3 separate regions of the Homo sapiens genome follow, and all the other regions are linked to region 1. The links are chromatin contacts, found by Hi-C in ENCODE. All regions are on one chromosome and are shown on one strand. The core of a region is the stretch at or near the end of the contact, and the rest is flanking DNA. Distances in the headings are between cores, read along the strand shown. Region 1 has its middle 46 kb from the start of PSMG1. Region 2 has its middle 31 kb from the start of LINC01423. Region 3 overlaps LOC107985513 (a long non-coding RNA gene).

Region 1 (3,099 bases), core at 247-2,746:
ACAGCACAAAAATGACCAACGCGAACTTTTCTTTTCTTTTTTTTTTTTTTTTGAGACGGAGTCTTGTTCTGTCGCCCAGGCTGGAGTGCAGTGGCCAGATCTCGGCTCACTGCAAGCTCCGCCTCCCGGGTTCATGCCATTCTCCTGCCTCAGCCTCCCGAGTAGCTGGGACTACAGGCGCTCACCACTACGCCCGGCTAATTTTTTGTATTTTTAGTAGAGACGGGCTTTCTCCGTGTTAGCCAGGATGGTCTCGATCTCCTGACCTCGTGATCCGCCCGCCTCGGCTCCAAAAGTGCTGGGATTACAGGCGTGAGTCACTGCGCCCGGCCCGAACTTCTCTTTATAGGTAGTCTTAAAATGTCACTGGAAATGTTTTGAACAGCAGTCTTTTGTTACTGCAAAAATTCAGCAAGTCAATTATATGGGCCGGGAGGAATTTACACTTTAACTCCCTTGCACATTTGCCGTTCACTTACTTACTCGTGGGGAACAGTGAAAAAGCTGGGATGGAAGTGAGGCTTTCTTCACCACATCGATGGCCCACATTTTCCCATGCTGTGAACTCCATCATGAATACCTGAGGCCAATTTTCTTAAATCAGATTTCCCCTTACTTAGAATTGGTATTGCATATGCATGTTTCCTGCAGGAATGCAAGTCTTAAAGGGCAGCAAAATGTAGAAGTCGTTTACTACTGCAGAATGTCCCATCAAGCAGCTGTACTTAACTTAGGAAAGCATTAAGTGAAGATTGGACACAAGGGGACAGTATTGCTCAACAAAGGTTCTTTGCTGCTGCTGGTGAAGTTGGAGTTTTTAACCTGCTCTCTTCTAAATATGTAAATGTATAAATAATGCTCTTTGCTCATTTTTCTACAAAGACCCTTAAGCAATTAAAAACACATCAAAGAAATCAGTATGCATGAGCTTTTTAGTGTGTCTATTGATTGTTTTTTAAGTAAATATTTTTAAGGATTTTTTTTCCCTCCCAGTTTTTATGAGACTGGCTGGTTATTAGCAAAGATAAAAAACTGCTCCTTTTCCTGGAAGAGGCTGTTCTTTATCAGTAGTGCTGGGACATTCAGCCCTGGAGATATTAATATTCTTAAGATTCAGGAGGTTCTGTTCTCCGAGGAGAAACTGATCTGTGGGGAACCTATTGAATCAGGATCTCAAAATTGTCACCCGTTTCTTCTGGGTGGAAATTGTCACCACTTAAAGGGGCCACTGAGTGGTCTCAGATCACACTGCCAGTTTTTCATGTCCACACTGGTGTGCTCCACATTTAGGCCTCAGTGTTCTGGGCCCTGCCTCATCCTCGCGTTGCTCTGAGCCAGCCTCCTGTTGCGTTGTTGCATTGATTAAAACCACAAGCGCGTGGATTTCTCCGTTTTTTTAAGATTTCTTACTAGAAGTTGTTGGAATGCTGAGTATTTTCCTCCTTCCACTGAGCTGTGTCTGCCATGGGCCTCCCTTCAACAAGGCTTTCCTTCTTGTATTCATGGCCGGACCCCCTGGTGTGGCCTCATTTCCAGATTCCCGCTCTCCCTCCCCAGAAATGGTTTCCATATGTGACCCCACGCGCTCTGGGCAGGCACCTTTGGAGGGGCTGACCTCCCAGCTCTCTTCTCTGCAATCATCAACTCACACCTCCTGGGTTTCCTTCCAGGCTGCAGAGCTGAGAGCTGAGAGCTAAGAGCCCACAGGCAGAGGGCCCTCTCCAGGCAGGTTTTATCTGCGACCTCTGCTGACTCAGGAGTGTGGGAGGTGATGGCCTTAGGGTTCTGTCTGGTGCTTTCTGTCTGATCTGCTGCCAGCTCTCTTCTTCCAGCCGAGGCCATGAGGGTTTTCATGGATAGCTGGGAGCTGGATTCTAGGAGACTGGATGCTGTCACAAAGAAAAGACCGTTTGAGGCTGGGTGCTGTGGCTCACACCTGTAATCCCAGCACTTTGGGAGGCCGAGGAGGGTGGGTCACTTGAGGTCAGGAGATTGAAACTAGCCTGGACAACACAGTGAGACCCCTTCTCTTAAAAAAAAAAAAAGAAAAAAAAAGAAAAAGAAACACTAAGGGAATTCCTGTGTGGGTCCAGGTCCAGCGTGAAGCCCTAAGGCCCCACAAAGGGATGTGAGCAGCCTCTGCCTGCCCTCCAGGGCTGACAGTCACATAACTAACCTCGTTATGACTCAGTGAGCCAGGCCTGGCAAATGCCTGCGGCAGATGACTGACCCATCCTGCAGAGTTCAGGTTTCAGCTGAGAATTGAGCCCAGGGTCTCTTGGACTCATGTGCACACACAGGACCTGAGTGGGGGCCATCCGGCCTGGGGCCAACTGACTCCCAGGTCCATCAAACCCAAGTCCGTGTCAGGGCCATGAAGGCAATGTGGGTGCACCAGAGGCAGTGGCATGCTGGTGGACACAGGTGGTTTGTTTTCCGGATTTTCAGCTTGGGAAGGAATTGGGATGTGTTTTGTGAGTTCACAATGGGGTGGATGAGAAGTGGCAGGAAGGCAGATGGTATCTGTTGGAAGTGTACATGGTTGCAAGTGTCTCCTGACTGCAGAGGCAGAAACAAATAACATGAATAGTCATATATATATATATATATATATATGCGTATATATTTTAAATTCATAGACTTTACTTTTTAGAGAAGTTTTAGGTTCACAGCAAAATTGAGTGGAAGGTACAGAGGTTTCTCAGCCCCTACACATGCACAGCCTCCGCCATTATCAACATCCTCCACCAGAGGGTACATTTGTTACAATGGATGAACCTGCATTGGTGCATCACCGTCGCCCAGAGCCCAGAGTTTACACAGGGCTCACTCTTGGAGTTGTATGTTCTACGGGCCTGGACAAACGTGTAATGACATGGATTCACCAGAGCCAGAGTTTACACAGGGCTCACTCTTGGAGTTGTATGTTCTACGGGCCTGGACAAACGTGTAATGACATGGATTCACCAGAGCCAGAGTTTACACAGGGCTCACTCTTGGGGTTGTATGTTCTACGGGCCTGGACAAACGTGTAATGACATGGATCCACCATTGTAGCATCATACGGAACAGTTTCACTGCCCTAAAAATCCTCTGTGC
Region 2 (2,718 bases), core at 118-2,617, 760 kb after region 1:
TAGGGCTTTAGACATTACAGAGACAGTGGAATCACCCCAAATTGAATTATGTTGTGGCTCTGTGTCTCTAAATTGATTGGAGTCCAGTCTGCTTGGAGATTAAAATACATCCTATTTTCTCAGCACTGCAGGGCCCAGGTGAATGGTGAGAAGCAGCCAACTGATGGGATAAATGAACTTTGCTTTCATGTTTTCTCACTTATGAGGAAGACCACCCCCTACAGCACACTTGCATAAAAACATGTCCTGAGGGTGGTTGGTCACAGCCTGCTCAGCATTAGACATGCATCAGCTGAAAGAGTGTCAGTCTGCCTCAGGGGCCCTCAATCCCACTCCAGACTAACAATTTCCACCTCCAAGTCGTCGTGGGATGCCAGGAGCCAGGGCTGATCTCCATTTGCACTCATGAGGTTGAGGCTAAGGAAGGGGTGGGGTGTAGACAAAATATACAAGAAAGAATTTGGTGTAGAAGTCACGAACCATTCTGTAAAGTCTCTTAACTGGAAAGCCAGGATGTATCAAGATGTTAACAACTTTTTATTTTAAGTAAGTTCTCTTATTAATTTTTGGTTTTTCTACTCGGCAAGAATATAACTGAAACTTGTTTGAAAGGTTTGGAGGTGGGTGGATGTGTAACTTGCCCAACCTTTTTAAATTAAGGGTGAAGAGAAAGGAAAAGGCTAGCTGTCCTCTTCTTTTCTATGGCATCAGGGCAATGGTTTCTAAGCTGTCTCATCAGAATTGGCAGCAGGCTGCTGGCAGGAGGCGGAGGCTGGCATTCCAGTTCTAAGTAATTCCAGATATTAAGCTTTCAGGTCCAAAGAGGAGCCTCCCAATGGATATCATTTTCTCCTTTAAACAATAATACTAATTGCTACTACTTTTGATAATAATAATAGCTTAGTGCCAAACAATGTGCATACACTATCTTTTTCATTTAACTTGCACAATACCGCTTTGAGATAGTTTTATCCATATTTTACAGATGTGAAGCTTTGAGAGGTTAAACTATGTTATAAATCACTCTAAGTCACAGAAAAATCTTACAGCTTTCAGGACTTGAAATTGGAATGGCCTTCCTAAGCCATCGCTTGGACAGTCTTCAGGGCATGTCAAATGGAGTGCCCTCCCCTTATCTAGCTATGCTGGGCAGAAGCCCGGTTGTTGGTAGTTATCAGACAGGAAGCAAAGCGCAGCCCTCCCATTTCCTTGCTGCGCCCTTTGGTTTTAGGGCGGGAGTGCTGCTTGCTGGGGACGCAGGCGGACTCCAGGCCGCTTTGATGGAGAACACAGGATACGTGCTGCAGGTGCTCTTCTGGACGGAGTCCCAGCTGCTGGGCCATAACCTGGTGGAGGCGAGTGGGGCTGGGCCCCATGGCTGTGAAGAGACCCACCATACAGCGGCCTCAGGATTTTCTGTCTCCATCCGCTCTGATGCTTAGGGTCAGAGGAAAGGCCCTCTCAAGTCCGGCAGGGCCTGCCTCCAGGAGAATAAATGGCTGTTCCTTTCTTCCATCTTTGCAACCAACTCGGGAGTCAGGTGGATGAAAATGGAAACGTCCCTTTCCTAGTAGGAAGAACATGGGTTAAGCCTGCAGTGGGCAGACCAGCACTTCCACCCTTTCACTGATGTGGTTGGGAAGGTGCAGGACAGGAAGCGACTCCCATTGGACAGAGACCAGAACCGGTTTCCATCAGGGTAGGACCCGCCTCTTCCTGTGAAAGAGAGCGGAAGTGGTGGGAGAGAGCGAGAGTAACAACTGAGTGTCCGTCCCATGGAAACATGCATAGCGAGAAACGAACAACAGGCCCAGATTCACATCCGACAATTCCACAGTTCTCTTTAGAAGAAACCCCTCCCCTCATCATATTTTCTAACCTGAGACCCTGGGCCTGTCTGTGCCTCTGTGCATTCACACTAATGTGACATAGGGCATTTTAAAGTGGAACTATGCAATGGTCACTGGATTTTAAACCAACACTGTCAGGTCCATGTTCACTAAGCCACCCTACCCCAATTAAAAAGAAAATACTAACAGAGGGTCTATAGCTTTCATTCAAGGAAGGCTGAGTACTTGTTAAGATCATAGGATGGGCAACCACAATAGGATGAGCAAACAAACAAATGATTATTCATATGATGCTAGGAAGTTAATTAAGGCAGGAAGAAACTAGATAGAAGGGGTAAGACAGTTGGAAGGAGGCTGAATTGTTAAGTTAGTGTGTGATGTCCAGTTGTGTTGGGGGTGCAGGAGGATAATGAGCAAGACAGTGGGACTATGACTACCCGGGGCCCACAACAGACCAGAGATGCCTATAAAAGGACCCTGTGACTCCTGTGGAGTGTTATACACACCAAGTAAACAAGTGATGCGCAATCAAGCCAAATGAACCCAGGCTATAGAACGTTCAGCTTCAGTTGAGTGAACACTATGTTTTGAGGTCTGTTTACAGGTTGTGATTTCACCAAAGTGTTTCCTTTTCTCAATCCAGTTCTTCAATCCAATTCTCAGTTTTTGTTCCACGGTGTGTCGGGCTCTGTGGGAATGGTTTTTGGAAATAAGGTTACTGTATTATTAGCATCCAAGATAAAATCAGTGGGGAGCAAGAATGTCTGCTCTCATTTACTTAACAAGCATTTGCTAAGAATCTTTGATGTCACAATGATGTAAGAGGTACAGAAAGGTGTTAGGGAGTTCTTGCCCTTGGAGAGATTAT
Region 3 (2,964 bases), core at 324-2,823, 780 kb after region 1:
CTCCCCACCTCCCTTCAAGTGGCAATTAATCAAGGCCTGCATTACTTGGTAAGGGGTGTGGACCTACTCTGAGGTCTTTCAGCTGTATAACTCTGTGGGACAGGCCTAAAGGGGCACCCATATTTATTTCCTCGGGTAAACACATGTTGTCGACTTATGGGGTCTCCACACAGGTGTGTGAGGCCTATGCTGTTAGAAGCTTTATTCTGTAGATGGAGATGCCAGGGCACAGAGGGTTTAAGTAGCCTGCCTAGGGTCACACAGCTCAGCAGTGCAAGACTGACATGCAGGCCTAAAAGGTGAGGTTTCCCGCCAGCTGATGTCCTTCCCTGTGACTATCAGGACTTGCAGACTTTGGGCACTTTGTAAGTGTCGTTTGTCTGTTGCCTTCATCTTTCTAAATCCTTTTCTATCCCTGGCCCCCTGGAACTTCTTTCACATCAGCTTTCCCGAGGGTAAACCATGTCTAGGGTGAAGTGTTTTCATGGCATCCTTTTCTTTTTCTGGGAAAGGTGCAGGGAGCACTTCAGGATGCACCGTCAAAACCCTCCCCCCGCCGCCATTCCACCAACCCCCACCAGGAAGGCCTCAGAAGCCTGGTGTGCAGCAGCCCCCGCTAGGAACACAGGAGGGTGCAACCCGAACCAGCGCCTCCCAGATAAGGGCCTGGCAGGCAGGGACTGGGCAAGTAACCATCCTACCTCATATAGAGGCATCCTGGGGGCTTCCATTGTTCGCTCTCCTGGGAACGCCCAGGGCTGCAGCCTTATCTGCTGCTGGCACAAGAGGCATCTTTTCTTATTGAATCGGGAACAGGATCTTGATAAGGCAGCCTTGGCCATCAGGGATCATCAGTTTTAACGTTCCTTTCTCACTCTGGAATAGAGCAAGATTTGTGGAGGCTGTGTGCTATGAGCAGGCAGGGAGGCTCAGCTTCCCCAACCCACCCAGGAGCCTGGAGAGAGGTCTCAAGACTGAGCCTGTGGGTGCACCCTTCCCTTGTTGAATATCACTGTATGTATGTGTGTGTGTGTGTGACCATGTGTCTGCCTGTCCGTGTGTGTGTGTATCTCTGGTGTGAGTCCCTGTGTGTAAATGTTTCTATGTGCATCTCTGTGTATGTGTTTGTGGCCCTGTGTCTGCCTGTCCGTGTGTGTCTGTGTATGTATCTCTGGTGTGTGTCCCTGTGTGTATATGTTTCTGTGTGTATCTCTGTGTATGTGTTTGTGGCCCTGTGTCTGCCTGTCCGTGTGTGTGTGTGTGTGTATCTCTGGTGTGTGTCCCTGTGTGTCTATGTTTCTATGTGCATCTCTGTGTATATGCTATTGTGTGTTTTGTGGGTTGCAGTCTCAGAGCTCTAATTCCTTTGAAACAGCCTTTCAATCCCTTTAGGTGGGGAAAAGTTTGGAGTTGTTAACCCCGTTTTACCGGAGAAGGTCCACTAAAGAAGAACCAACGTCAGAAGCTTTTCTAAAAAGACACCCTGAGCCCAAAGAGTTCCTGGCTCCAGAGGAACTCCCGCCCAGGAGGAGATGGGCACGAATCCCACGGCCCACGAGGTGGCGCTAGAGCCTCACGCACCTGCCCCTGCGGAGGGAGCACGGAGTCCGCACTCATTACCTCTCTGGTATTTTACTGCCAAGGCTGCGTTTATCACTCTAGAGTAACTCAGAGGCCAATTGTGGCACCGCACGGAACTCCCCAAGGGCCATAGCCTCGTTTTGTGGACGCTGAGACTCAGGACCTGCTAGGGTCTGGGCAAAGGGGGCTCAGTACATTGGTTGCGATGACCAAAAATAAGCAGAACCGTGATCACTTTGATGACAATATATTCTAGAGTTTCTTAAAAAGTATTTTTAATATTGTTTTGCTTTCCACAAGTTGGGTGCAGTACAATTGAAGAAGGGGATTCTGAGGCCTTTCATCTGTCAGAGTTAGCGTAGGGCTGGCTGTGGAGCTGGAAGTGGGGCATCTGTCACAGAACCCCCCGAAAGCTGTTGAGACTTGGGAAGAAGATTGGGACAAATGAGTTTCATGGGCTCCTGCTGCTGGCTGGAGCCTGTGTCCCCAGGTCCAGGCCTAAGGAGGAGAGGACTTCAGAACTGACCACCTTCAAGTCTCCTGCTGGCGGGAGCTTCCATGTCTCTCTCGGGGACCCAGTGTCCCCACAGGCTGGCCTGGCACAGGCCTCATGGCTGTGGGCTGGTGCTGGCACCCACTCCTGCCTGCCTCGCTCCTGCTTTTCACCTGTCCCCATGCCCATGAAAGGGTCAGCATCCACAGCTGCAGCCACCAAGCCCAACCTCTGGGACAAAGACGTGTCTTGGTTTTGGCCTTTGGGGCTGGGCAGCCCAGGTGTTGTCACTCAGACTGTTCAAGGACCTCTAGGGCTCCCCTTTCCCACTGTGGCCAAGAAGACCTACATTTCAGGGCCCAGCACAGCAGACACTTTCACCTTCTAAGCCTCTCATAACCAGCTTCAGCCAAAATGACCCCTGTCCACCCCAGCCTCCTCTTCTGCATTTTCCAACTTGCCTGGCATCTCCAGGACCCGGGAACCTTAGCACATCTCTACCTGCCTGCCTACAACGTCCCCAAGATGCGGGACAGTGGCCCCTTGCCACCCCTTAAATTCTCTCTTGCCCCCAAGGCACCTGGGACAAACCTTGTTCTTAAGAAGAGTAGAACAAATATTCATAAAATGAATTAATGTCCAAGCTCTTTCTTTCCCTATAGAGTCCTTGCTTCTCTGCCTCTCTCCCTTCTTCTCTCTCTCTTTCTGTCTCTGTCTGTTTCTCTCACCCTCCATCCTTATCTAAAGCTGGCAGAAAAAGAGACTTTATTTAAACCCAGGGGCAGGAACTTGATAAGGCAGCTTTAACCATCAAGGATCATTACTTTTAATATTTCTCCCACACTCCGCAGTAGATCTGAGCCAAAAGATGGAGAAAGGATTCCCCTGCT

The links. Hi-C counts contacts between places; a loop is a spot of excess contacts on that map. Pooled maps may share reads with other maps.
Region 2: a map of pancreas shows a loop between it and region 1 (5-fold over the local background). The contact joins two enhancer-like sites. A Hi-C loop is called at or near these places in 4 of 168 maps with a recorded cell type or tissue (IMR-90, ascending aorta, chondrocyte and 1 more) and 13 of 50 pooled maps.
Region 3: a loop to region 1 is called in a map of MCF 10A, with 28 times the contacts of the local background. The contact joins two enhancer-like sites. A Hi-C loop is called at or near these places in 5 of 168 maps with a recorded cell type or tissue (A673, IMR-90, MCF 10A and 2 more), 1 of 37 single-sample maps with no recorded cell type and 12 of 50 pooled maps.

The regions. Positions count from the first base shown.
Region 1 is chr21:39,135,999-39,139,097 of GRCh38, reverse strand. No RefSeq gene overlaps it. Among named protein-coding and RNA genes, the nearest start is that of PSMG1, 46 kb to the left of the region's middle. RefSeq lists an enhancer at 950-1,857. Within about 2 kb of position 1,496, at least 6 of the 41 ENCODE cell types and tissues checked have a DNase peak (open chromatin) inside an H3K27ac peak, as active enhancers do.
Region 2 is chr21:38,375,398-38,378,115 of GRCh38, reverse strand. It overlaps a transcript of ERG not described here. Among named protein-coding and RNA genes, the nearest start is that of LINC01423, 31 kb to the right of the region's middle. Within about 2 kb of position 1,367, at least 8 of the 41 ENCODE cell types and tissues checked have a DNase peak (open chromatin) inside an H3K27ac peak, as active enhancers do.
Region 3 is chr21:38,354,805-38,357,768 of GRCh38, reverse strand. LOC107985513 (a long non-coding RNA gene) reads right to left here. Exons shown (of 2, transcript XR_001755040.2): 2 at 1,835-2,964. Among named protein-coding and RNA genes, the nearest start is that of LINC01423, 10 kb to the right of the region's middle. Within about 2 kb of position 1,573, at least 3 of the 41 ENCODE cell types and tissues checked have a DNase peak (open chromatin) inside an H3K27ac peak, as active enhancers do.